Regions from separate parts of the Mus musculus genome. Here regions 1, 3, 4, 5, 6 and 7 are each linked to region 2. A link is a loop called in an ENCODE intact Hi-C map of the cell type or tissue named here. Cell type or tissue: heart. All regions are shown on one strand. Region 1 overlaps Tnfsf11 (tumor necrosis factor (ligand) superfamily, member 11). Region 2 has its middle 15 kb from the start of Enox1. Region 3 overlaps Enox1 (ecto-NOX disulfide-thiol exchanger 1). Region 4 overlaps Epsti1 (epithelial stromal interaction 1 (breast)). Region 5 overlaps Ccdc122 (coiled-coil domain containing 122). Region 6 has its middle 34 kb from the start of Tnfsf11. Region 7 overlaps Dnajc15 (DnaJ heat shock protein family (Hsp40) member C15).

Region 1 (4,000 bases), 1.1 Mb before region 2:
GAGGAAGAGCTATGAAGCCAGGCAGTCAGCTCAGTTAACAGCTTATTGCTTTCTCTACACCCAAAGACTTCAGATAGCAAGTGTTCCAGTTTTCCCCTTGACCAAAACAGTTTCTAAGTCTTAAGATGTGGAAGGACAGTGGGATACGCCTTGCAAAATTCCTATCTCCTAATCGTGTACTTGGTTGCTTTGGCAACCAGCTCCCATCCCTTGAGTTATCTCATTGGCATGAATAGGTCTGGTTGAAAAAGGTTTATGAATAACAGAAGATGCTCCTATCCCCCCTCTCCCTCCCTCCCTTCCTCCCTCCTTCTCTCTCTCTCTCCCTCTCCCTCTTCCTCCTCGTCCTCGTCCTCCTCGTCCTCCTCGTCCTCGTCGTCCTCCTCCTCTTTCTTCTTCTTCTCTCTGTCTCTCTGTGTCTCTCTGTCTCTCTCTCTCCCTCCTCCTCCTCCTTCTCTCTCTCTCTCTGTCTCTCTCTGTCTCTCTGTCTCTGTCTGTCTGTCTGTCTGTCTGTCTCTCCCTCTATCTATCTTGCAATATCACAGAGGCCCAGTCGTGAGGGGGCCTTATAAACCTTAGGACTGTACTTGTTCCTGAAGTCACCAAGTGATTTCAAGAAGAGGAGGGACAAGTTCCCCTTGTACTTAAGATGCTTTTTCCTGCCACCATCCATGCATCTGTCTGTGGCACAAAGACTGTGAGATTAGGTAGGAAGAGGCAATTGTCTTCCTGAGGAGTGATGGGATCTTGATGCTGCAGCCTGGGCCCGGGAGGAGGAGATAGGATTTCTGAGCTATTTACCAAGTAGAAGTCCACAGGACTTCCCAGCAGGAGTGGGAAATGGACTATTCATTTCCAGAAAGAGCCGGGAGTGTGGCATTCAAGTGCTAACTGGCTGATGAATGCACTATTCTTGTAACTAGGTTGGAGAAGAATTACATGAAGGGTATCATTAAGATGTTAAAATGAATGCATTACATATGTTAACAAGTGTATGAACCCTGTATTATATCTGGCAAGCGGGGTGTTAAATCCTTGTTCAACCAGCCAGATGTCCCTGCAGCTGCTGTGGTATTGCAGAGGGAGGCAGCCACCTGAGACCCTTGCTACTGACTGCTGCGATAGTGTCTAGTGTCGGGAGCATCTGGCTGTACAAATTGCTTCTCCCGTGATTTGATTGACAGGTACCAATGGATCACGTGATTCCTATCACAGTCCAAATGGGATTTCAGACTGATAAACCCAGACTCCAATAACTTGACCTTTTACATGGAACCTAGGCAGCTGGGACATATATTTTTATTATTTAGAAGGATGGTATCCAGATTGCAGTCAAACAAACATAAAACCAATTTAATCTTATATACTCGGGGTCTTGTTCCTAGTAGTTAGTTATTTGGCAGTTTGTAAAGGCGGTTTAGAAATTGGTTGGAAGTGTTGAAATCCCTAGAGCCAGCCAAGGACTTTCAAGTACAACTCAGAGTTTGGTATTTATTCTTACCAGTGTGGCCTCCCATAAGTGGGCCCAACTTCTCAAGATGAGCAGCTATTTCCTGGGTTTGGAAAAAAAAAACCAACAAAAAACCAACCCTCCTAAATCATTTAAAAGGCCATGCAGGGGTCTGAAGGGAGCTAGGTCCTAGGAGACTGGATGCTTTCGCTATCACACTCCTGGGAACCACACTCTTTTGGATGTCCTGTTTAAGAAAAGTCGCACAAAGTCAAGACCACAGTTACACAATTGATCTTTTGTATGCCGTGCTCCCTGGAGGAGAGATTGTGAAATCCCAGCATTTTTTCCTATGAGTTAAACTACAGTTGAAATTAAGAAAAAAAATCAAATCAGTTGTTTTCATGTCTCTGCAGATGTACTCTGACAGAAAAGATGAAAAAAATTAATGTAATCTACTTTGACAGAGCACTCAGTGTTGAAACTTCCCCATTGGAAAACCTGGGACTGTCAATTGGGACAATGTCCACTAGGTGGCACTGTGTCCGAACATTTATCCTTGACTTGGCTGCAATTTTGGGGGGGGATGCCCACTTTATTCACTTTCCTCTTTTCCTTCTGTCTTGTTCCCTTTCCTTGTTCTGTTAAAGGAAGCTGTTATCGTTTTGGCCTAAATTATGCTTATCTAAAAATGAATACATCTTTTTGAAAAGACTACTTGTTACAGTTTGACCATAAATTCGTTCATTAATTCATGGTATTTCTTATTAGCTCTCACAAGGTTAAAGATTCTTGTTGTCCTGGATAGTTTATACAAATCAAGATAGGTGTGTGTGTGTGTGTGTGTGTGTGTGTGTGTGTGTGTGTGTGTGTGTGTGCGCGCGAGTGTGTGTGTTTCGCAGGTAGCTGTGTTCTGGGAAGGCAGATTGTTGATCTTCTAAGATAGGGAAGTCAGGTAGAAAACTGGGTTTTCTAGAGCAAAACTTGATAGTGGGATCTAGGCAAGGGGGGTGGTAGGGAGGGAAGAGGACTCTGCTCTGTTCCACACTCTAAGATCTGTCCAGGCTTCTGGGATGTTTATTCTATGCGTTTCATATAATTCTAAAGGATACTACAAGGGAAAACTTGGTTGGCTGAAAACATAAGGCGTTACTATGTTTCAATGTGTGGGATAGAAATGTAACTCTTTGAGTGGACCTGACTCATGAAAACACTCATTTAGCAATCCCGTTTCTCAAAGCATGCTGTGGGTTAGAGTCCACCTTACAGCATCTTTGGAAAATATCAGTGCGATTTGAGACCAATGGCTGTGAGTTGGACCAGGGCGACTCCAAAGTTTCCACTGAATTGCAGCTGTGTCCCCCAGCGGGAAAGCATCAAGTTCTACTTAGAAGACATTTATGTGTGCATGTGAAAGGGTGCACTTGTGTATGGGTGCGTGTGCGTATGTGTGTGGAAGCCAGAGGCCACTTTGGGGTATTGTTCTTCAGAAGCCACACACATTGGTTTACTAGGACCCGTCCCTCACTGGCTTGAAGAGTGACGATTAGCCTAGGTTGGCTGTCCAGAGAATTCCAAATATGAGCTTGTCAGTGCTGGGGTTATGCACTGAGCGCTGAGATGACCTACTGAGTGCTGGACCTACCTACCAAGTGTTGGTATGACCCACTGAGGGCTGGGATGGCCTACTGAGTGCATAGGTTAACTACTGTGTGCTGGGATGACCCACTGAGAGTGAGGATTACGAGAGTGCACCAATGTCTAGTATTCCAGGTTCTCTTATTTTTAAAATCCATCAAACAAACCCCCACTGGTTCCGGGGATCCAACTCGGGTCTTCTTGGTTGCACTACGCCAACTGAGCTATCCTTCAGCTAAGATTACGTTTTATTCGTCTCAAAACCCAAAGACAGTTTAAAATGATAGATTTACTAGAATGGATTGCCCTCAAATAGCCATTTCTTTGGGGTTCGGAAGATTGGGGTAGAGACATACATGCTGAGTATTGTGTCTGTGTGACCAGAGCTCACAGAGTCATCATAAGATCCCTTTTTGGTATTGAAACTTCCTTTCTGAATGTCTGAGAAGAATTACAGTTCTTGGGTTCTCTAGAGATATAACACAAAGGCATCACCTCCCTGGGTCTCTAACGAGCGCTCTAATTCATCCTGGGACATGAACCCTTTCTTCCCCTGACAGCAGGCATTGAAAGTGCTTCTGAGAGGTGCTATTTATTGAATTTTCTTGTAACTAAATGGGTCTGTGGCAGCTCTGACCTAGAAGCCACTGATTAAATGGGCAAGGAAAGTGCGTTCACAGTGGAGAGGGAGAAAAAGACCCCTGCCCATTAATCTGGGGCTTCAGCCTGCTGCTTGGTCTGGGTCTCAAGCTTTAAGATCATTTCCTCATTTGCCCATGTAGAAATCCTTTCAAAGGGGATTTGTCGATCTCAGTAGAGACTGCAGCAGCAGCTGCTAGTGTGTTAGAAATTCAAGTCAGAGACTCCAGCCCAGGCTTCCTGGATCTCAGACGACCTGATCCTGCAGCTGGC
Region 2 (4,000 bases):
AGGAGACAGGTTCCCTCTTTTTTGCACCTCTGAAGAATGGTGTCATTGCGTATAAAAACTAGCAGTCGATTTAATAAGCTATTTATTCCTACAATAAGAGAAACCTTTATTATTTGTGAAGAATAGACTGCGTTTGGGGATACTATAATAAATGGAAGAGATAACAATTGAAATTCTGAATATATTAGAACCACAGTGTGCTGCAGACCAATTAAAATTGACAGCCAAGTGAAGCAAATACACACGGATAAATATAGAAAATTCAAGTTGTTGTTAGGGTGAATTTTTTTCACTACATGGTATTTATTCTCTTGCTTCTGGATATTCCAGTTGATTGTATTAATCTTTCTGCTTGGCTTCTGAATTTAAATCGAGTTGAATACTGATAGACAATAAAATTTTAATTCATAGTAGAATTATGTTGGCGGTTTGATGTATCTAGTTCTCATGTTGGGAAACCATCAGTAACTAGGAATACAAGCTTCTGTAGGCAATATATAATTTTCATAATCTTAAACCAAGATGAGAAAATAGACACTGTGCTCAACATTTTAGCCGTGTGCTCACCTCTCTGTGGTAAATTAGTATTGGCAGCTGAGTGGGACATCACAGGCTACAGCTGCTTTAACCTTCAGCAGCAAATGATGCTTACTGAATTGCCTCTCTGTGCCTCTAAAGCCCAGGAAGTTTAAAAAATATAGGTATGATGCTAATGATGAGAAAACCCATAGAATTAGCAATGCTTAGCTTGGAGGAGAGTTAGAAGTAAATGTGTTGTTAATGGAGGTGATGGAATTTACTCTATGATGTTCTGGAGGGATGTTTTGCATAAGACAAACCTGACAATTGAAGATGAGACTTGTATAACAAAGTAAAATGCCAAGTGCCACTGACTGAGTGTCTGCCGTTTATATGTATTATGTCACATACCAAATTGCTCTGATTTAGTGGGGATTGTAACAGTTATAAACATGTTATAAACAGTTATAAACATGATAAAAACCATTATCCAGAGAAGTTAACTACCATACCTTGTACTACCTCACTAGAGCTGAGACTCAAACGCCAAAGTGCATCCCTGGTCTCCTTCTGATCTCATGGCCCTGCCTACAGCTATTATGTAAATTTTTTTCACGGGCTTTGTTCTTTCGGGGATTTGTTCATAAACGTGTTCTAAAGTGTCAAAAATAATGTCTAAGAGGAACTAGGTGTGATCCCAGTACACACTATTTTATTTAAGCCAGAGTTCAGTTGTGGCCTGAAATTCATGCCTGGCTTCTGTCTCGAGGAGCTAGCATCTGCAGTGTGGGGGTGAGTTGGTGGAGGAGGAGAAGACAGCTGTTCTAGAAACAGCAAAAGAGAAATAATGAAGCTAAATGCTTTCTGCCCTCAGACAAGATTAATAACTCTTAAGTACATCTCTAGTTAATAAACTGTGACAGTCACCCAGTTTGAGTCCAGAAAAGAAGTAATGATTGGGCTTCTTGTAAATAATGCTTTTTAAAAAGAATGGTTGGGTGGGTCTATACCATTTTTGAAAACATATAGTTTAGAGACTATCAGAGGACTCTATGCGCTTGTAAAAAGAAGTAAACAGCGCCACCTACTGGCCGGTAACTTCTACTTTTGCAGATGATCTAATGGCGTGCATGTGTGATCTATTTATAGGAAAACACGTTTGTTGCCATCCACGAAGATTTCGAACTACTAAAAGATGATGTCTACCTATGTTTGTTTCTTATGAATACATTCTAAGAGAAATCACTAATAAAAATCGAACAATTACACTTTCAAGGAAATCGGCCATGATTTTTTAGAAACCCTAGAAAAGAAACTCCATTGTCCTGTATAGAGCCGTCACCAGGTAAAACTTGAGAGAAACCCCCACAGGTTTGTGGAGAAATCCACTCCATCTGCCAAGCCGAAGACTCTCCTCTCTAACCTCAGTTTGATCCACACCCAGCCCCTCTCCCTCCCCGTCCCCCCCCCCCCCGAATATCCTTTCTTTTCAAAGAAAGTGGGAAAGAGAAGCACTGATCCTGGTGAGAAGCCACATGGTTTGCAGAAAGCCTCAGTCTACACCACCCACGTGGTAGAAGCGCAGTTTCTATCAGCCTAGTTGTTGGTGGTTTGTGTTTCTTTTTTGTAGTATAGCTGGGGAGTTCATGAAGAAAACACATCCGTTGAGCTCTCAGTGTTGTGAGATGAAGGCTCAGGATCAGCCAGCTCCATTGGTTTGGTCTCTTGTTAAACCCCCCCTTGGCTAGGCCACACTGTAGCAGATGCCATCATCATGGGGACATCAGAGAGCAGATGGATGCCATACACCCTTTTCTCGTATGTTTCATTCAACAAGATCAGTTGGACCATTTTTCAAGACCAGTATCAATCCATTCTAGAGACCTTTATGTTATGTTGCTCATCTGTTAAAGGTTTTGACTCTTCCCAAGAGTGCCACGTAGGGGACCAAGTTCAGAGCACGTGGCCCCTGAGAGATGTATTAAAACCATACCTGCACCATAGCAGAACCAGCTGTCTTGGTGGGAGAATTCCATGTGCTGGATCACCTGACTGTCTCTACCTGCTAGCATCATATTCATGCTCAAGAGGACTCATTCTGCAACCCTGCAGAGCAACTTCTCGAGCTGTGGGCCTTGGACCATGGCATCAGCTTCACCTGGAGTTTACTGCAATGAGGAATTTGCCATTGCCAAGACCTTCTTAGTGCATCATCTTAGTGCTCTAAAGAGTTTTGCATCCCCAGGCTCCATGTCAGTGAGTCTGAGCCAGTGGGTACCTGCCAGGCCACCCTGGTGTGTCTCCATCATGGTCAGATGCAGCTCTAAATAATCGTCAGGGTGTGCCTACAAAGACAGTCCTTGGACCAGGAAGCATGGCAAGATATGTTGGCTGACCCTCCCTTCTTCATGGCCAGTGACGCCATTGCAGACTCCTCCATCCACTGATTCCTTTTATCCCCTGCCATCTGATCCCTTTCATTATCCCAATTTCGATGGGATTTTTGTGGCAACTAATCCCTTCCAGAATGCCAGCTTTTTAATTAACTCGAGCCTAAATGTAAAGTCTGGAAACCCAAAGTTATACACCAGTAGACTCATCATTCTGCATCCAATGTTTTGTTTTCAAACTTATGGCTACTTCTTCAGATCAAATGTCCCCTGCCTCATAAAAGCTCCTTTGTGGCAGAGAACCTCCTGTGTGCCTGGGGCCAAGTCTGAACAGTAAGGTAGTCTGGACAGCGTTTTGCTTACTGAGTCTTATATGGCAGTTGACTCCTTGGAACTGGCCACTTCTACTCTCCTAGGAAATGTAGGTGCAAACATTGAAAGACAGCAACACAGTTGTATCTCTGACTTCTCCTCCCTACAGTAGCAAAGATGTTCATCTCCAGGGCCAAGGGCACATCCATATACACCCAGATCATCCATGAAACCTTGTCCAATGTAAGCAACCTCCTTTCTCCAAAGTCATAGCACAGATCTTCTGAGCTAGTGCATGATCAGCCGTAGACCACTTTGAAGTAGCTCTTAAGTTGTGTGGGAATTTGTAGTCCCAACATTGGGAAGGCAGAGGTCCAGGCTGACAAAATACTGTCTCAAAAGTCAAAAAGAAGAAGAAGGAGGAGAAGGAGGGGGGAGGAGGAGGAGAAGGAGGAAGAGGGGAGGAGGAGGAGGAGGAGGAGGAGGAGAGGAAGAGGAAGATGAAGAGGAAGAAGGAGGAGGAGGAAGAGGAGGAAGAAGAAGAAGAAGAAGAAGAAGAAGAAGAAGAGGAGGAGGAGGAGGAGGAGGAGGAGGAGGAGGAGGAGGAGGAGGAGGAGGAGGAGGAGGCACATGTAACTGTCCCCTGAGATTGTCATCTAACCTTTACACATGTGCATACTTGCTTACACACACACACACACACACACACACACACACAAACACACACATGGGGTAATTTGGGAGAAGGAAATTAGGGGAAGAATGTAACCTAAGCATTA
Region 3 (4,000 bases), 410 kb before region 2:
ATTGTACACAAATTTTTACAGTCATATGGAAAGTTGTGCATATGAATTTGTGAATGTGTGTGTATATGTATGTGTGTATATATGTGTGTGCATGTGTGTGTATATATGTATGTGTGTATGTGTGTATGTATGTGTAAATGTATCTGTATATATATGTGTGTGTATGTATGTATGTATTATGTATGTATATGTGTGTATTACTTGACAACTGATTTTAGGATTCTATCATTCCTCTCATACCAAAATCAGGCAAAAACAGAAGGAAAGGAAATTATAGGCAACATCCTTCATGAACTTTTATGTAAAATTTGCATCTAAGCTCTTGGCAAATTGAATCTAATGATCTATATAAATGATAATGTATCATAAAGAACTAGAAAATACAAGGCTAGTTTCACATCAAACCCAACAACCACCACAACAAAACCAAATGACGTTTACACCACGGTGGACTAATAAGAGAAGATGTAGATCATCTCAATGGGTGCCGGGAAACATCTGGCAGAAGACAGAGCTCTTTTTCTTACCTGCCTAAAGCCCAGGGGAAACTCCCTCAGTCTGATAAAGGCAACAGCTTCATTACTTATCAGTATGCACACACCACCCTGTGTTTCCTCAGAAGACGAGAAACCAAGTAAGGACAGCATCTCTTAACACTGCTATTCACCTAGTGCCTAAATGACATCGTGAATCACTCTCAGAACAACTGTAATGAGTGAAAGAAGCCAAGCATTGAATGAATCCTACATAGTTCATTCATAAGAAAATTTTGTCATAAAAGATAATTTATAGGGCTGGTGAGATGGCTCAGTGGGTAAGAGCACCCGACTGCTCTTCCGAAGGTCCAGAGTTCAAATCCCAGCAACCACATGGTGGCTCACAACCATCCGTAACAAGATCTGACTCCCTCTTCTGGTGTGTCTGAAGACAGCTACAGTGTACTTACATAAAATAATAAATAAATCTTAAAAAAAAAAAAAAGATAATTTATAGACAAACAGAAGACCAATGGTTCTCAAGGAATGTGATAGACAGGACCATGAGGAGGGAATATTACAGAGGGAACTAGGAACTATTTTGGCATGGCTGATACATTCCTTATTTTGATTGAAATAGGTACACGTATGTATGCTACAATCTATCACATTGGTACAGCATAGGTCTGCTCCACTCATTATATTTCAGTTACAATTCATTAAACTATAAACAGTGAGTGACATGTCCCTTAGATCATCTGTAAAATTGAAATCACTGCCACAGTGACCCAAGTAAAGCCCACACAGGTCTATGTCTCAGGACACAGTTTACTTAAATAGGCATTGCTGTTCTAACATGGACTAAAAATAATATCAGATGTGCACATATAAGGTTTTTTAGTGTACAGTAAGGGACACTTAATAGAACTTGACAGAAACACAGTCAGCTACATGCCAATTCTACAATCTCACAAGTTAGTAAGAAATGAGATGAAGGTGATCTGGCATGAAAGATGGCCCCCGGACCTCAAAAGATGATTTGGGAGGGCTAAATTAATTCTCACCTTCAACTCAATCCTACGGAGAAAATGTCTCTCAAGTAACATAAAAACTTGCAAGACTTTAGATGTCACTGTACATCTGAATTTATTCCGTAGAAATTTTTCTCCCAATGTGCTAAATTTCAAGACTTTCTTGGAGCCATGAGCAGAATGAGAAAGCGCAGATGGTTGAAGCTCACAGTCATAGAGATTCAAGGCAAGCAAATCTTAAACTCTATTTGTGATTGAAATGCAGTCGAGCTGAGAAGCCTCTATCCTAGGCACAGAGGGGAGAGTGAGGCTGAGAGAGCATTAATATTTTAATATGACCATTGTCGGTTGACACCTCATTGGAAGCCTATATGGTACTCTGCTGTCTCCTTTAGAAGTAGCATTTAAAACCATTTCTAAATGCTCAATAAATAGGGTCTATTTAGGTGTTACAAAGAAACAGTTCCCATGCGGTATCCACAAGGTTTCACTCAATCTCCTGTGGCTGTCGTTGCCAAGATTGCAATTACAGGAAGGGTTCTGGGCCAAACAAGAAACGACACCATTCCCATGGACAGCCATTCTCCTGACACTGGGGAGCCAGTCTGTTGTTGGCAGATCACACGGATTGGTTTGTCAGTGGCTTTGCATCTTCTGGAAGACCCCTGCGGGATAATAGCACTTGACTGAGAGTGTACCCCCTCTCTTCCCTCCTTCCAGCAGGCATTTTGACATCTTTCAAAAGTAGATGTCCCAGAATAAAGAGGCTTCCAGGCTTCTAAGCAGGAGAAGAAAATGCCCAGGGCTGCCAGCTGCAGAGTGCTCATGTCCACATTCCCGTCGTCCCACTCACTGGAGATTTGGCACCACCTCTGTACCACCATAAAGTTATTTGTAGAGAGGGTATAACCATAGCACCTATTTTACTGGGTCAGGATTACACAGGGTTACTACTATAAGATGCTTGGAATAAAGTCTGGTTTGTAAACAGCATATGAAATCTATGCTTCTTGTTAACCCGGCTCTACTGTCCTTCAGTAGAGCCCGACCATCACATTGCTAAGCCACTTCCCTACAGTGAGCACACAAGCAATAAAATGAAGAAGCACATCCTTTAATGATGATGCAAAACCTTCCAGAAAGGAGAACTGAACATGGCCAAGGTCTCAAATATCAAGACCTACTACAGTCACAGTACAAAGGATCGGGTCCTTTCTGCATGCAATGTATCATATAACAGGTACCATGTACATTACTTTATTAATTCCTATTACAATTTCATGCAGAGGCTATCAGACCTCACATTTTTTGAAACAAGGAAACTTAGACCAGAGAAAATTAAAGGCAAATTACTTGTCTCAGCCCTCGTGGTTGAGAAGAGCATTTCTGGATGGAAGTGCCTGGCAGTGCCTGGCTCTCAGCCCATGGGCTTCCTGCTATGTCATGTGGCTTTTCAGTCCAAAAAGGAAGTGGTATTTTCTGAGCAAAGGCATTTAGGAGGAAAACAAATCTGTCAGGAGGCAGCACTTCCAACAACACGCAGACTTTGAAGCCATTAAGAGAAGGATAGGATTAAATGCTGCTGGGCGAAACAGTTTTCTTGTGACATCGGAACATGGCGGGATGGTCTCATTGCAGGCCCCTCCATGCAGCAGAATAACACTCCTGAAATGAAGTCACTTTATTCCCTGGTGCTTCCTTGGCTGGACTTGGTACCAGAACTCAAACTAGGCTACTTGGTGCTAACTTCTGTGAAAAGAATGTGCTTCAGAAAGCTTGATGAAAAAAATATAACCTGGTGGTATCATGGTTTCTTTCTCTAGAGGCAGTGTGGCATCAATGCCCTAAGAGAGATTCCCTGCTTCTCAGATAGGAGGGAAGGGACCTCTGGTAGAGTCCCTACATGAGTTTAATTTCATATACACTTAGACAAATTAATGACTAAAAGGTGCAAAGACTTGAAAAGCAAGAGAAAGTTTTATTTCCTAATATTAACAAATCCGTGTCACCCAGAAAGACTCTCAGGATGTGTTTGGAAGGGAAGAAAATGAAATTGCCTTGCATATTAAGTAGCAGTTCTCTAAAAGTTTAGTAGACTAAACCAAACTTGAGCTTCTGGTTACCAAAAAATGTTCATCTGTTAGCTACTGTCATGGGTTGAAATCCCCAACATAAAAAAAAAAAAAAAAGAAAAAATTGAAAAAAAACAAAACTAAACTAAACAAAACGCCACCGACAAATTCTTCTCCCGGAGATGAGTAAGACTGACAGGGATTTCCAATGCTGCTGTTTTCTGAGATAGACTCCTGGTATGCAACTGAGACTCTCTCTCTTGCCCAGGTGAGCCTTGGGCTGTGCCTTTGCCACCAGCCTCCTGGAAGCAGGGACTGAAGATGTCACCCACTGTATCTGACACAGAGCATTTATAAAAGAAGAAATTGGTGTGGCTGTTTGAAAAGATTTGAAAAGTTTCACACCAGATTAAGACAGTCT
Region 4 (4,000 bases), 790 kb before region 2:
GGAGGAGAAGAGGAGGAGGAGGAGGAGGAAGAGGAGGAGGAGGAGGAGGAGGAGGAGGAGGACGTTTAGACTATATTCCTCAAGTCTCAAATTCCTCAAGTTTATTTGGCTAAAGGTGAAATGTGTGGAGTTACATATATAGTTCTATATCTTTCATTCATTAAGAGATTTCCAAATTAGTTTCTTCCCTTGCCCACCCCCTCCACCTTTATCTCTAAGACTATTGTGGTGGTATGTGGCTTCTAACCCAAGGCATCTTTGTGGTAACTGGAACTGTGCCAAGCCTCTATGTGTTAAGCTGCAGCTGACTCTGAAGTCAAGATAGGACGTAAATGACTCCCACTGAGGGATGGGGGTATGGGTATCCCCTCTAAAGGCCTGAAACCCCACACAGGAGACCCAGACATTCCATCACCCTGGCAGCACCTGCTCTGCCAACTCAAATGTCCCCCAGCCCTAGCATGAAAACCCAGGAGACATCCATCTTTATACCCACTGCTGGGTCCCCAGCTTACTCCCATTCTATGTTCCCAATGGACTCTCCGTTCAGTTTTGTCACATTAGCATCTAACTGCCAGGATGGATATGCTGTGGTGGCTTTCCCTTGCATCCTGGAAGTGCTGTGACTGGGCATATGCAGCGCCCCAGGTAAGCTCTCTTCAGAGCTGATCATCTAAGAGGCTCTAAATTATTTGCCAATTAAGCCATCACTTTATTCCCACACAACTGTGGCAGATGCATTTGCTCCTTACATAAAACCAGAGACAGCAATCTACCTGCACATTTGAATGTTTCCTATCAGATGAATTCCGTCTCCGGCAGAAATACCATAGAGCAAGCCTTCGCATGTGAAGGAAAGCAGACCCAGCCTGTCTCAGTAGGATCTGCCAGTGACCCTGCCTACCCGCTCTGGCTTTCCATCTGCCACTCACCCAGCCGTTGTGGCACCAAGTAGACTGGTTTTGCCCTGTTCTGTTGCTTCCATCTCTCCAGGTCTGCCAGTTCTTGCTCAGCAACTAACCAGGAGAGAAATAGCAAGTTGTTGATTGTTTGAAAAGAAACCTGGTCATTGCAGCATCAAAACACACAGCAGACAGCAGATAGTGAGTTTTCCGGAATGAGACAGAAAAAAATGACCATGAAAAGCTGATACCTCCCAGCCCTCCCGGACCCCCAAGTCATGCAGGGCCCACCCCTGGCAGCTCCTAAGTGTCCTCACAGAAGGTACAAATTTGAACAACAGCTAAACTCCTACTAACACAAAGAAATATAGTTTTCCCTCCAACACTGACATTCTTAAAACCTCATGAATTATTTCGAAAGGTTTTCTATAACAAATGTGTACAAAAACTAGAATATTCATATGTCAATAAGATCCGGGTAAATATACATCCCCAAAGAATTGTGATGCCTATATTTGCTTTATTTTTAACATTTCTCAAGCTGGCTGTTATCTCTGAGGAGGGAGGCTCTGCCCTGTGCGTTGGCACCCTGCTTTGGGTCTTGGTATTCTTTATTGTCCAAATATTCAGACAGCAGGGGGCGCCTGGGAGACTTAGTTCTGTTGCTATATAACCTAATCTCCCGGTTTAGTTCCCCTTAGAAACTTGAACTCGAAGCCTGTAAGATGTTGGAACCTTGGGGTTCTGTTGGCTAAATGTCTGCAGTCCCCACAATCACTGAAGACCACTGTCATATGCTATACTGACTCACCGGACCACCCTGATTGATTCTTGTCCATGTGGTCTCTTCGGATAACTACTTTCCTGGCTGGGCCGTTATGGCCTTATTGGTTACTGAATTCCTTACCAATACCCTAAGAAGGGAGAGCACAGAATCCTGGAGCTGGAAACATGGCTGACGTGGGCAGTCACACAGTGTCCTGGTGAACCATGTGAACATTATCTCCCCTTGCAACTACAAATAGTGCGACAGTGTCAGAGGGCAGCATTTGTTAGTTCTGTGCCTCAGTTAAACCTGCTACTCATGCTCTAAGTACAAGGAGTACAGCCAAAGATTGGGGGGGGGGGGAGTGATTATACACACTGTATAAGGTAAGATTGTAGAGGGCAGATTGACAGATACAGAAGGATAAGAATACAGAGGCAGAAAAAGTCTATTAAGGAGGGATGGAACATATATTTTAAAAAAAGGTACAAATTCCCTCATAATCTTTTTGACATATAGCATGTCGTTTCAAAGGTATTCACAGCACCATTAAAATATCACCACCAACTTATTTAGTATATCAGGGACAAGATCCAAACAATAACAATAGGTGTGAAGTTGTTTAAACCCAAGAAAAATCCAAAGCTCATAGTCACTCATTACCATGAGCTCTGTTACTAATGTAGAGAAACGAATTTAGAAGTGCTAACAATAGAATAATTTTTACAAGTGCAATTAAAACTCTAAGTTTTTTTTAAGACCTTGGTAAGATTCTGTGAGTCTCTATAAATAAGAAAATAAAAATACTTTAAAAAATTATAAAGAGGAGAAGCATTCTGAGTGTCGGGTGAAAGTGCGTGCCATACTTCTCTGTATCTTCTGCCTTCTGCTCTCGTTTGGTGCTATCAGGGTGTATGTGCCTGCGCTGGAAAGAAGGGAAAACAGTGGTTATCATCATGACAGCTTCCTAAGGAATCTAAACCACCAGACCATCTTCCTTCTGATACCATTAGAAGACAGCCTTTAAGACCTTGCTCTGTTCTCTGCTACCTTCCAATCTAGTTGAAAGACACAAAGCAATGGGCCAGAGGACTAGTTCCTGCTGGTCTCCATCACCACTGGTTTGGGGGAGACTGCCCTTGTAGGGCGTCTCTCCTCTAGGTGGTGCTTGTGAGTCAATCCCAGTAAGGCTCATTTTCTCTTGTAGGCCCACCTTAGGAGAAAAAGAAACCCTGGGGCATCTGGTGTGTTTTCTGTTCATACAAACAAGAGTCCAAGTTATTCGCCATGCAGCCACGTCTTCTTTGTGACCCATATGACTAGCCTACTAGTCTTATAAGCCTTGATTCCCTCCCCTATATCCTGGGGACACAGGCTGAACATTATTTAAATCAGGAGCCCAGGGAAGTGAACATGGGAATCAAGGAAGAATTTCTTTCTGTCAGTTTTATCTTTGTTCTTTCTTTAGCAGGTGCAGTCCAAACATATGTGTGTATACTTGTGTGCACTTGTCTGTGTGTGAGTGTGTAAGGAGCTGAGGTCGACACTGTGCACCTTCTGTTTCTGGACACATTATTATTATTATCATTATTATTGAGATGGGATGTCTCTCTGAAGCTGGAGTCCTATTTTGACTAGACTGGCTGACCAGAGGGCCCCCATCTTTGCTCCTTCCACATCCCTCTCTTGCATCTCTGGGGTTAGAGACATACCAGTCCATACTGGACTTTTTCCCTGGCTGCTGGGACTCCAAAGTCAGGTTTTCATGTGTGCACAGCAAGCACCTTGCCCACTGAGCCATCTCCCCAGACCCTTTTTGGTAAGCAAAAATATTCCACACTTAGATACCAGGAATACTGAGCTACCTAAAACACAGTGAACCTTTAAGGGCAGAGGTGGACTTCTTTGGTATGTATTCCAGATCTATGGCGTGGTACCTGGCTCACAGTGGCTGCCTGATAAAGTACACTGTCATAGATCCCAGCTGTGAGCCTGTGCTGGAATGGCTCTTTTTTTGAGCCAATGCACGTGGTTCCACCAGAGCACGGATACTTCGTAAAGCAAAAATATAGTACAGCAGTAGACTGCAGCATACATACGGGTACAGTTTGGGAGAAAATGCTGTGGATAAATGTAACCAGCTTGTAAATATATGGTTAAAAGAAAAACCCTAGATACTCTTAGAAGTCTCTCCTCCACCTGGGAAGTCACCATTTCTAAGGGCAAATTAGCAAAGACAGAACAGTCGAGGCCAAAAGTGCTGATTAACCGAAGCCATTTTTCCTTATCTCATTATTTTCCGTGCTGTGAGCCTTCAGCCAGTGAGCTTCAT
Region 5 (4,000 bases), 87 kb after region 2:
CCTCACCTCTTTGTCCTCTCCAGCATTGCATATCTCAATAAATTATAAGTTCATTGTTGTTATTCAGGACACAAATACTAGGTTATTATCTCAGAATTCTCCAAAAGATGGAGATCTCAGGGCAATTTAGATTTTTAAAGATAAAGTGAGTTCCTTGCCCCTTTGTCCTTAAAGGTACACCACAAGTAGAATGTCCAAGGCCAGAGCTCTCTTTGTCTCACTCAAGGGACAAACCAGATTCTGATTATTTTTCTTCCTTTAGATAATACAATTCTTTCTTTTAAACTTATTACTTGGAGTTGGAGATATAGCTCAGTGATTAAAAGCTCTGGCTGTTCTTCCAAAGGTTAGGCCCTGACTTCAATTCCCAGCAACCACATGGTAGCTCACAACCATCTATAATGGGATCCAATGCCCTCTTCTGGTTTATTTAAAGACAGATACAGTGTACTCATATACATAAAATAAATAAGTAAACTTTCTTAAAAACAAAACAAAAACAAAAAAACCTTACTGGTCACCTTTAAGTTATATTGGAATCCAATTTCCCTTAACTGTGTTAACAGGGAATCTTTCCTAACAGCTCTTCCTTAAGCATGGCCTTATTCTTTCATTTCTCTTTTCTTCTTCTGCTTCTGCTTCTTCCTGCTTCTTCCTGCTTCTTCCTTCTTCTTCTTCTTCTTCTTCTTCTTCTTCTTCTTCTTCTTCTTCTTCTTCTTCTTCTTCTTCTTCTTCTTCTTCATGGCCTTATTCTTTCATTTCTCTTTTCTTCTTCTGCTTCTGCTTCTTCCTGCTTCTTCCTGCTTCTTCCTTCTTCTTCTTCTTCTTCTTCTTCTTCTTCTTCTTCTTCTTCTTCTTCTTCTTCTTCTTCTTCTTCTTCCTCCTCCTCCTCCTCCTCCTCCTCCTCCTCCTCCTCCTCCTCCTTCTTCTCTCTCTCTCTCTCTCTCTCTCTCTCTCTCTCTTTCTCTCTCTCTCCCCCCCCCCATCCATACGTGTGCACATGTAGGTGGAGGCAAAGGCAGGCAGACCTTGAGTGAATGTCTTTCTCAATGACTTTCTATGTCTTTGTTTGTTTGGAAATAAACTCTCCCACTGAACCTAACTCACTGGTTAGGCTAGACTGGCTGGCCAGCATGTCCAGGGACCATCCTATCTCTGCCTTCCTAGTGGCATATTACAGGCATATACTACTCTGCTTGGCTTTCTTATGTGGGCTTTGGGGGAACTGACTTAAGTCTTCATGTATGCAAACACGTTACTGACTGAGCCATGTTTCCAACTCTATTGCTTTTAATAACATTGATCATCACTGGCATCTTTTATACCTGTTTTTATATCCTTCAGCCAATGCAAACTTTAAAAGCATAGATACCAAGAAATGCCTGGCACATAGTATGTGCAGACCCATAATCAATCAATCAGTTTGTCTGTCTGTCTATCTATATATCTCTACTTCACCATACTATGACATAATGTTTCTTGAGATAGTTCTGATCATGTCCACTGTGATGGTTTGTATATTCTTGGACCAGGGAATGGCACCATTTGGAGGTGTGACCTGGTTGGAGTAGGTGTGTCACTGTGGGTGTGGGCTTAATACTCTCACCCTAGGTGCCTGAAAGTCAGTCTTCTACTAGCAGCCTTTGGATGAAGATGTAGAACCCTCAGCTCCTCCTGCGCCATGCCTGCCTGGATACTGCCATGCTCCCACCTGATGATAATGGACTGAACCTCTAAACCTGTAAGCCAGCCCCAATTAAATGTTGTTTTTATAAGACTTGCCTTGGTCATGGTGTCTGTTCACAGCAGTAAAACCCTGAGACATCCACATTACAGTCAACCTTTCAATTCAACTCTAATTTAGATACCATCTTCTTCAAAAAGAAAGCATATCTAGGCAGACATGACTCTCTCTTTTTAGTATAGTGTTTCTCTACATACTCTGCTAGATAACATTTTAGGCTCTACAGTGAGACTCTCTCACTTTAAATCTAGGTAGTACCATTTACCTTATTAGGTGAAGTATTCAGCACGTTCCCAACTATTCAAAAAACCCTTTTGTTCTTATACTTTTCATCATTTTCTTCTATTCCCTGTTAGACTATACTCTATAAAGGTAAATAGCATCCTACTCTTTTTGCACTCCTTCAAATATTTGGTGACATATAAAGAATGAAGAAAACTAGATTCATAAAAGAACATAACTGGTATTTCTTGATCTTTATTTCCAAATCAACATCAGTTGAAGAACTCTTACATAATATTTAATAACCAACTATTCTTTTACAAATTTGAAAAAGATTGAGTTGGATTTTTTGTTGTTGTTTTCTTTGTTATTTTTCTCCTAGATCTCTATGGTGGAACATAAAAAAGAAAAAGAAAAGAAAAGAAAAGAAAAGAAAAGAAAAGAAAAGAAAAGAAAAGAAAAGCCATCTACTGCCATCTACTGATATTTTATTAGAATTACATAAATCTTTACAAAGAATCATAGCAAGCTAGATTCCAACCAAAAGAAATCCATAAATCATATTCATTAAAAAATGTATTATAGTGGAAGCTGAGAATATGAATAAACACTTGACCTAGACTGATCATAAGATGGAAGGACAGATTTTCATTCTCCTTCCTGTCTTCCATTTTGATCTCTCCAGTCTCAGGCAGTCCTGTAGCAGATGGCTTGCAGAGGTTATTCTTCCCACACTACCTCCACACCCCGGGGAGTCCACTCTTGTTGGGAGACAACTCAGTCTCCCCTGACTCCAGGCTTCCCTTCTAGCTCATCTCCATTCCTTTGTGTCAGCAGGCAATACCCAGAAACACTTGCTACCTTGGACCAAATACTCTTTCACTTTTAATTTTTACGTTGGGTAGAGGTGAGGTCCATGGTAGAGAATGCTTCCACAAGTTGTTTGGTGACAGAAAGGAATGGGGATAGGATAGGGCAAACCACAGTGGCTTGGACTCATGAAGGTAATTTTTACTACCACTCTGGTTCTCATCATTCTCTGTACAACAGAAATGGTCTTTCAGGAGCTCCTTCTCCCATCTCAACATCATTCACTGAAGACCACGACTGTTGGTATAGATTCAAGATCTCTCTAGCTCTTTCATCCCTGTATCTCCAGATTTAATCTTCCTCTTAATACAGCCTACTTGCAAACATCCCACCTCTTACCACAATCCACTCGCTGGGTTTGCTGGGTTTTCCACCTCTTGGTGTGAACCAGATCCCCCTAACTCTTTGTCATAGCTCCTCTCAGTCTTTCTTCCCTAGCCTATCCCCATTCCTTTCTGTCACCAACCAACTTGTGGAAGCATTCTCTACCAGGGACCTCACATCTACCCAACTTGCCTAGGATCCAGAAAGGACAACAGCAACCAAAGAATAAGACACCTATCCAATAAAGACAAGACCATATGTCAAAACTAGAAATACCTTAATCATCATAATTCCAGATACCTAGACTCTAGTATAAAAACACATTAACTACCAAAATAATATGCCTCTACCAGAAACTAATAATCCTGTTTCAGCTCAGCAGGCCTTAATAAATGTAATAAAACTGAAACACAATCCAAAATAGCAATTATGAACATATTCAAGGATCTTAAATGAGATATGAATAAATCCTTTAATGAAGACCATGAAAACATAAAGAAACAGTTGAATGAAATAATACAAAATTAAAAGTGAAAGACTTCAAAAAAGAAATACAATCACTAATGAAAACTCAAACTGAAATAAAACTGGAAATACAAAATTTAGCAAATCAAAAGCCTCAGAGTTAAGCCTCACCAACAAGACATGGAAGATAGAATTTTGAGTTTTGAAGAGAAAGTAGAAGAAATAAATAGTTCAGCTTAAAAAAATGTTAATGTCTCGAAAGAACAAAAAAAATGTTAAGCATCCAGGAATTTGGAACACTATGACAAGACCAGATTTACAAATAATAGAGATAAAAAGGGAAGAGAAACCCAGGTTAAAGGCATAGAAAATAAT
Region 6 (4,000 bases), 1.1 Mb before region 2:
GTGATGTGGAGGATAATGAACGCTACGCTATGGCACCTCAGGTCGGTTGGGGGAGGGGAGACAATGACTTAGTGACTTATTTAGAAATCAACCAGTGTTTTAAAGTGGGTAACGGCAGGGATGGGATATAGTGAGAGGCAAGAAGCCACCTCGCTTCCGGTCATGCCTCAGTTTGCCAGGCTCGGAGCAGCATCTTCTAAGTGGGTTTAAAATGCAGGCGGGAACACACAGCACGTCCCTGCTTCCTTCTCTTCCTTCTGCTTTGCTTTCCTGTGCATCTCTTTCTTGTGTCTGCCCCCTACGACTGAACCCTCCCATCCTCCGCCTGCCCAGACTCCCGTGTCTCCCATCGTCCTACTTTGCTTTCTGTTGCTATGACGGAAGCCGCAACAAAAGCAGCTAGGGAGGAAAGGGTTTATATGGCCTACATGTTTCAATTGCAGTCCATCGGAGAGGGAAGTCGGGGCAGGAGCAGAGGCAGAATCTGGAGGCAGACACTGAGGCAGAGTCCACAGTGGAGCACTGCTTACTGGCTAGCCTGTTTTCTGATACCACCCTGGACCTCCATCCCAGGGGTGGCACCACCCACAGTGACCTGGACCTTCCTGCACTAATCATTAATCAAGAGAATGTCCCACAGACCTACCCAGAGGATGATCCGATGGAGGTAACCCTCCAGTGGACGTTCCCTCTTCCCACATATGTCTAAGTCTGTGTCAGGTTGATACAATCTGGTCAGCATACTCATGGTCCTTAGGCTGTTGGGTCTCCTTGAGATGAACGTATGTCCCTAGAGTATGTCCCTGCCCCGTCACAGCTGACTCGGTGGGAGGCATGACAAAACAGTGTAGGAAACCTGTGTCTAGTGGAAGTAATGGATCTGAGCTGCTGGCTCCTTTTACCTGCAGCATGTCAGCCCTCTTAACCTGCCAAGTCTGGGGAAGGAGAGCATGCCAAGTCCCAGGTTATCTGTCTTCCTGAATCAATTTTTACAACCACACCAGGCCCATGCATCCAAAAACTGACATGAAGCGATTCTTACTTTAGTGTGTTAGCTTTCTCCAAACTGTCTCGCTTTTTGCCATTCATTTGAAAAGGAAAAAAAAAATTGCAATGGTATTTTGTCTACAGCTATAAAACAAGCATCCTTTTTTACTAATAACGCACTTATGGGAATTCTTTTGTTCTTTTTTAACTTTAAAGATTTACTGTGTGTGAGAGGGAATGAGAGAGAGAGAGAGAGAGAGAGAGAGAGAGAGAGAGAGAGAGAGAAGACGAATGCTCTGGAACCAAAGGGGGCCTTCTGATCCCCTGGAACTAGAGTCACAGGCCATTGTGAGCATCTTTACATGGGTGCTGGGAAGTAAATTCAGATCTCTGCTAAGTCACCTCTCCAGCCCTGTTTTTATTTTGGTAACTTGAAATTCTATTCGGGGCTCGGTACTACGGCATCTTAAACAACATTCCAGTTCTTTTGTTTTAATTAGAGATGGCCTGAGCCAGGAGCGTTGGCATCTGAGCACAGATGATGGGCATCCCAGATCAAGCAAAGAGCACAAATGGCTTCTCTTCCAGCTTTACTCAGACCGTCAGTGTATCAGATGCTGCCCGCCCACACTGGGGAAGACAGTCGTGACTCAGCTGATCAATTCCAGAAATACCCTCACAGACACACCCAGAAATAGTGTTTTCCTGTCTGTCTGGGAGTCCTATAGTTGTTCAGTGGATCTGCCTCATAAAACTAACTATCATGCGACATTAAGGACTCCGAGTCACCTGTAACATAACTTAGAAGAAGTTTGCTATTTTAGAAACCCAAACGCGCTTGGACAATGGCAATTTTACTTCTCAACTTGATGGGGGTTACCATGGAAACAAATCTCTGATCATGCCCCTGAGAGAGTATCTAGATTAGGTTTGTTGAAGTCAGACTAGACTTGAATGTGGGCAGTACGATTCCCTGGGCTGAGTTCATGCCCAGGTCGGCAGTACAGGAGTCATTAGGAGCGTCTGGTCCGTGGGGATGAGATAGAACAGTGAGATTCCATATTAACCCAGGTTTCACGGCTATTAGTACCAGCATCTGTTTAGCTCAGAGCATGTAACTCAGGAGGAAGACTGGCAGAATCATCAAAAATCATCCAGTCGCTGAATGTCTACCCAGACAACAGAGGGCGCCATGTGCCTGTGAGTCCTGGGCTACCCAGACACCAGGGGGCGCCATGTGCCTGTGAGCCTTAGACAGAGAGATAAAGAAGAGCCTTTGCAGGGTGAATTCTCAAAGTATCCACGAAGTCCTGCCTTGAAACTATGATGAGCTCTGTTGACCTCTGAATGGGTATGGCTGCTATAACATAACAGACAAACTTGGTGGGTTAGAACTGCAGAAATGCATTCGCTTTACTTCTGGATTAAGAGGTTGAAACAAAGGCGTCGGCGGGGCCATAACTTGGAAATTCTGAGAGCCAATTCTTCACCTCTCTGGTTTCCAAGGATCCAAGGAGTTTCCAGTACCAGTCTTGTTTCAAATTCTGCCTCTGCCCCGTCTTCACACTTTCCATACCTTTGATTTCCAGTCCTCCATCTGAGCTCTTTATTTTATTTTATGTGTGGGCACCAGCATATCACAGGTGGAGTACAGAGGTCAGAGGACAAGTTCTTCGGGGAGCTGATTTTCAACTCGGTCCTCGGGCTTCACACCCGAGGCCTCCACCTAGTGAGCCATCTTACCAGCCTCATCTTTTCTTTCTTATAAAGGAACAGGGCGTGACGTTTAGGGCCCACCCTGACCTCATCTTCACATACAGACTTATGCCTGCAGTGGCTCTTTGACTGAGGAAAGTCACATTCACGAGTCCCAGAATTCATAGGCTGTCGACATGTCTTTTACTGGGGGCCCTTCCACCTACTAGACTCTCCGAAGCATCATGTCTAAAGTCTCAGCGGCTCTGTTGCCAGCCACTCTCCTCTCCTCCCTTTTGGGGCCTTGGCTTGAGGGAGGGATTGGGAACGAAGAGACTGTGATTATGAAAATAACAAGCAAAATACAGAGCGATGCACATTTCTGTGTCTGCAAATTTCTAAAAATGTGGAGGCAAACCCCAGGGGAGGTTCACAAATACCAGCGTGTATCTGTGTTGGAGAGGTGGGATTATGGGTGTTTTCATCCTGTTGCCACGCTGTTGTTACACCGCTATTGAAGTCGGCAGTAAGGGGCATTAAACATCTTTTCAACATAGGAAAGAGACTCTGGCTTTTGGAACAATCTAGGTTCTGAGCGGTGGCCCTGTGTGCTTTTGAAGTGGAATGCCCAGGGGCTTGGGCCGAGCACTGGGGAGCTGGAATGTGAAGGAGCCAGCTTTTTGAGCTGGAAGAAGCTCTGATTTTGTTTACAGCCTTTGACTTGGATTACATTCCTGATTACAGGCTAAATATACCTGTGGGAGTCGGGCTCAGTCACCACTGCTGACTGCATCACTTTCTCCCAAGATTTGCCTTCCCTCTGTCTTCCTGATTCTAATGAAGAGATTAGGAAGCAGGATGCGGTTGAAGAAGGGAGAGCAGGGCCCTGCATGCCTCAAGTGTCTGTTTAAGGGGCTCAGAGTTAATTTTTCAAAGATTACTTTGACAGCTTGTTTTCTGCCGTCAACAGGGAGTAAGCAAGACAGGGACGAAGATAAATTAATTGAAATGTTTTCTTAGCATGTAACTGTGGCATGGTGATTTAATCAGGTATGCATCTTTGTAAGGGATTGTTACAAGAAGCTCAGAGTTAAATTGTATCTTTTTGGATGATACAAGAGAGCTTATGGAGAAAGAATTCTTTTTTTATAGTAGAAATTATTTTGTTGTACCCAAGTTCCTATCAACCCAAAGAAGTCTAACTTGGAAGATTATGGTACTTACAGAGCATCTACTGGCCTTGGAACAGAGGTAAGCTTATGGCCCGTTAGCACTGTGAGAATTCAGATGTTCTATCAGTAAAGTCTGATGAAAGGAA
Region 7 (4,000 bases), 700 kb before region 2:
ATATAACAGTGTCCTATAATGTTAGAGTTTGCTAGGGTAGAGCCTTCGTTCTTTTAAGGAGTTCACTCTTTGTGATTACTATTGCTCTTGGTTGTGGGTTCTTTGGTTTTGTTTGAGGGTACTGTAAAATCCATCAAGCACTCATTGCATATTCAGTCTGAGGTAGTGTTTTAAGGTACAAGCTGTAGACTGTGCCTGTAAGTCATATATATATATGTCATATATATGTACTTAAGGGGATATGTCAGGCATCTGGAACAATGAGACAGCACAGCTCGTTTCCATGTGCTGGAGCATGGGCTCCTTAAACAAAGGATCCAGGTACATCAGCCACAGGAAGCAAATCTGTGCCGGGTTCAGAATGCTGTGGCTTTTATTTCTTCATAAGCAGTTAAATAGAATAGTCTTCTTAGCTCTGGGGACTGCTACTCTGCTCTCTCAAAGATCAATAGTCTTTGACATCACACAATATCTATTTATAGAGAGATAACTAAAAAGTAAGTTTAAAAATATGTTCCTCTATAAGGCGGCTTTCTGTAAGCAATGAAAAGAAGTATTCTTGGGTCCTTGCATAAAGGACCTTGTTTATTTTATTCATGGAAAAATGGTTTGTATATTCATTTAGCTAGTAATTGTTCTTTTTTTTGCAGAGGAGTTGTCTTTTTTATTTTAATTTTGTTTGTTTGTTTGTTTGTTTGTTTTTGCCTTTTAAGTACAAGATCTTTGTGTCTCAACCTACTAACTGCTAGAAGTATAGGCATGTGTCACTATTCCAGGCCTGTAATAGTGTGTTTTAACATGTGTGGCAATGTTATAGGAGGCTAGTGGTAGCATGTAATTGGCAAGAAACTGCTAAAAACTGGAACAGGAACAGAATGAAGGATTGACGCCCGATAGCAAGGGAAGTTGTTTGAACAGGAGGAGGGCCTTAAGCAGCATTCTGGGTCCTTAAGAAGGGTCAGCCAGCCTCTGTAGAGTCTCAGAGTTGAATTTAATTCATACTCAGGTAATGCTTCGGAGTCATTCAGGAAATGTTGATTGTTTATATCCTATTCTTTAATAGTACAAAACTGTGTCATTTTTATACACATCCTTTCCTTTTTAAAGTCTTGGAGGTAGGCTTTATTGTATGTATGTTATGTATGAGAAAATTATAACTCCGAGCTCTAAGTGAGCAAGACAAGCTGATCACTGAAGAGCAGTAGAATTCCGAGTTTTGAATTTCGACTTGAATAACTCAAACCGTGTGCTTTACTAACACTCAGTTCATCCATTCAGATTCCCTGGAGCTTCACGGCTACCAGCAGACTTTAGGCTGGCTGTTAATTTACTCATTTGAAACCTGGTAAAGTGAAGTTGTTTACATCCTATGGCCATTAGTACAATAGAGTCTACTGTCGGTACTAAAATATTTTTCATGCTCAGAAGGTGTACAAATGAGAAACACTTGGAATTCTGAAAATATGTTTGCCATAGTAATTTTATATTTATTTAATCTGTCTTCTTTAATTTTCACTCACATTGTATGCTCTACTACCAGATTTTCCCACAGGTTTCTTACAAAGCTAGATACACCGTATGGAGTTTTGAGATTACTTGTTGAAAGACTACAGAAGGCAACTCTTCTAGGGCACACATTTCCTACCGGGCCTGTCCTAGCGCTTGGCCTTATCCTGGCCCTGCGGGAGCATGCTGGCTCCCTGCAGTGAGAAAACTGAGCACAGAGATTCAGACCTTGGCCAACAACACCCAATGCTCCATAGCAAAACTGACTCAAAGGCTAGCAGACTAGTTCTGGAACTCAAATACTGATAACACACACTGTCAACTTCCTCCAGGGTGACCTGAGAAGTGTAAGCTTTCAGTCCTCGTCCTCGTAGTGTGCATCCTGTGACTCTCCTGGCCTGTATGTGTGGGGTGCTTGTGAGTTGTAGTATTGTCGTATGGGTTTTAGTGCTGGGTGCTGAACCCAGGGTCTTTCTTGTGCTTGCTGGTCAGGGTTCTATGATGGAATAAATCTCCAATCAGTCTTTATTTACTTATTTTCTAAATCTGAGAATGAAGATTGGCATTATAAAGGACTGAAGGAAAATACAATATTATCATGATGGTTTATTTTGCTGGTTAGTGGGATTAAGCATAAAGCTTGTAATTTTGTATTTGTCCACAAGATGGTGAAATTCTCATTAGTTTTTAATTTCTTGTAGCCCATATAAATCATTAATTTATAATCTGCATTTTGCACTATTAATTTTTTTTTACAGCCCATCTGCTGGCAAGGCCAAGATTAGAACAGCACACAAGAGAATTATGATTTTAAACCATCCAGACAAAGGTAGGTGGTAGCTCCATTTCCACAGAGTGATCAAATGTGCTGCGGGTTCCTTTCAGTTTACTCCAACTCACATAAGTGAGGCATAGCCGGGGTGGGGTGAGGGTCGGGGTGAGGAGTAATGTGTCACGTGTTAAGATTTTTGTAATACACCAGGGGGCTTGTGGTTCGGAGTTGAATGGCCAATGGAAATAGTGGATTTGAACTGTTAACTTTTAAGAACTTAGTTGCTGCCTTTAGGAATGAGTATCTGAACTCACCGATGTCACTGCACTGTGAACAAGAAGGAAACTATGAACTATGGGGCCATGGGGATGAGGCAAACTGATTTGTGCATCATCTGTTATATCTACTAAATCCTGAAGACCAAAAGACAGGATTTAGGGATTTCATCTACATCTCTGTAATTTGTCATAGATGGTTGTGAATTTTTAAATTTTGTATAAGAAGGCTCTGAGGCTCGACTATTTCTTACTGGTCATGTTTTTAATGTAAATTTATCTTACAGGAAGACAATTATTATAACTTTAACTACACTGCAGCTGCTTGATAGAGGAAGCCCATATGTTCATTACTGTTTCTGCTTTAAAATAACAGCTGGTAGAAAGTTGAACTGTATTTCAGAAGTCAAAGGGGGGCAGGAAAGTGAAGACTCTCTTGGATTCTTATTTATAGACTTTCCGTCTTGTAATTATTTTGGAGAAAAATTAAAAACAAATTTCAGATTCCTATTCATCTTGACACCAAAATAAGGCATTCTTTTTCAGCTTTCTCAGCTTAATTACTTACTATAAAAGTTCTTCTCACTGAACATTATCCTTGTTGGGTTTTGTACTTGCCGTTCTTTGGTGTGAATAAACAAGAGAATAAACTTTGAAAAGAGGTTTTGCTTAAAAATTTTAAACAGCTTTAGCAGTTACTGAATGATCCACTCAACTAATTTACTCTTTATTGTGTACTTTTGGTGTAATTGACTGAGGAAGAAATGTGTTTAAGTGCCTCCTTGAAGTCCCTTCTCTCCTCAGTGTCCTCTGCCCCTCTGGGTCAAGTGTGTGCTCTTGGCTGGGATTGAGTGCAGTCGTGTTAAGCACTCCTGTCTGAGGGATGGGCAGTTGTCGCGCACGCCTGTAATCCCAGCACTCAGGAGGCAGAGGCAGGCGGATTTCTGAATTCGAGGCCAGCCTGGTCTACAAAGTGGGTTCCAGGACAGCCAGGACTACACAGAGAAACCCTGTCTCAAAAAAACCAAAAAAATAAAAATAAAATAAAATAAAAAGAGTGTATTACCACTGTGGGCTATTTTCCCTTATAGAATTGCTTAATCATTCAATTTAAAACATTTGGGGTTTTCTAAATTCATGGACTTCCTAAATTCTATCTATGAACCAATTGCAATGGTCAGTGCTGTAAGCTTGACAGATTCTAAAATGTCATTACCCACCCAGTGTGGGTGACCCTATTCCCTAAGTAAGGGATTCTGGGTTGTATAAGATATGGAACCTGGCTAAGCACTGCATTCATGTATTCATGGTGACTTCTGCCATGACAGACCTTGGACTGTTATACTAAACTCTTTCTTCTAAACCCTGAGCTGCTTCTATCTGAGCATCGTCACAGTAACAGGAAAATAAAGTAAGTGGGATTTGGGAAGAAACACGTATAATGAAC

Evidence for each region. Hi-C counts contacts between places; a loop is a spot of excess contacts. Peaks named below come from ENCODE experiments on the same cell type or tissue, not always from the same donor. Only the 100,000 strongest peaks of a DNase experiment are listed, where the experiment ranks them.
Region 1: a loop joins it to region 2, with 5 times the contacts of the local background. A loop is called at or near these places in 21 of 42 quality-filtered maps.
Region 3: it touches region 2 in a loop (2.8-fold over the local background); 6 of 42 quality-filtered maps call a loop at or near these places.
Region 4: it touches region 2 in a loop (10-fold over the local background); 31 of 42 quality-filtered maps call a loop at or near these places.
Region 5: it touches region 2 in a loop (3-fold over the local background); 2 of 42 quality-filtered maps call a loop at or near these places.
Region 6: it touches region 2 in a loop (6-fold over the local background); 22 of 42 quality-filtered maps call a loop at or near these places.
Region 7: a loop joins it to region 2, with 5 times the contacts of the local background. A loop is called at or near these places in 15 of 42 quality-filtered maps.

The regions. Positions count from the first base shown.
Region 1 is chr14:78,286,075-78,290,074 of GRCm38, reverse strand. All of the region lies in intron 2 of Tnfsf11 (tumor necrosis factor (ligand) superfamily, member 11), which reads left to right. Among named protein-coding and RNA genes, the nearest start is that of Tnfsf11, 20 kb to the left of the region's middle. In heart, no CTCF peak of the experiment used is centred here; a DNase peak (open chromatin) is centred at 1,654; H3K27me3 peaks cover 356 bases.
Region 2 is chr14:77,139,402-77,143,401 of GRCm38, reverse strand. No RefSeq gene overlaps it. Among named protein-coding and RNA genes, the nearest start is that of Enox1, 15 kb to the left of the region's middle. In heart, a CTCF peak has its summit at 1,609 (motif pointing left); no DNase peak of the experiment used is centred here; H3K27ac peaks cover 747 bases.
Region 3 is chr14:77,545,688-77,549,687 of GRCm38, reverse strand. The region is part of intron 7 of Enox1 (ecto-NOX disulfide-thiol exchanger 1); the gene reads right to left. Among named protein-coding and RNA genes, the nearest start is that of Gm6994, 41 kb to the right of the region's middle. In heart, no CTCF peak of the experiment used is centred here; no DNase peak of the experiment used is centred here.
Region 4 is chr14:77,925,763-77,929,762 of GRCm38, reverse strand. Epsti1 (epithelial stromal interaction 1 (breast)) reads right to left here. Exons shown (of 12, transcript NM_029495.2): 2 at 2,535-2,593; 3 at 933-1,016. Among named protein-coding and RNA genes, the nearest start is that of Epsti1, 24 kb to the right of the region's middle. In heart, CTCF peaks have their summits at 1,524 (motif pointing right) and 2,824; a DNase peak (open chromatin) is centred at 1,642.
Region 5 is chr14:77,051,952-77,055,951 of GRCm38, reverse strand. The region is part of intron 1 of Ccdc122 (coiled-coil domain containing 122); the gene reads right to left. Among named protein-coding and RNA genes, the nearest start is that of Ccdc122, 17 kb to the right of the region's middle. In heart, a CTCF peak has its summit at 2,445 (motif pointing left); no DNase peak of the experiment used is centred here.
Region 6 is chr14:78,271,957-78,275,956 of GRCm38, reverse strand. No RefSeq gene overlaps it. Among named protein-coding and RNA genes, the nearest start is that of Tnfsf11, 34 kb to the left of the region's middle. In heart, a CTCF peak has its summit at 2,198 (motif pointing right); no DNase peak of the experiment used is centred here.
Region 7 is chr14:77,838,503-77,842,502 of GRCm38, reverse strand. Dnajc15 (DnaJ heat shock protein family (Hsp40) member C15) reads left to right here. Exons shown (of 6, transcript NM_025384.3): 5 at 2,265-2,335. Among named protein-coding and RNA genes, the nearest start is that of Dnajc15, 34 kb to the left of the region's middle. In heart, a CTCF peak has its summit at 2,176 (motif pointing right); no DNase peak of the experiment used is centred here.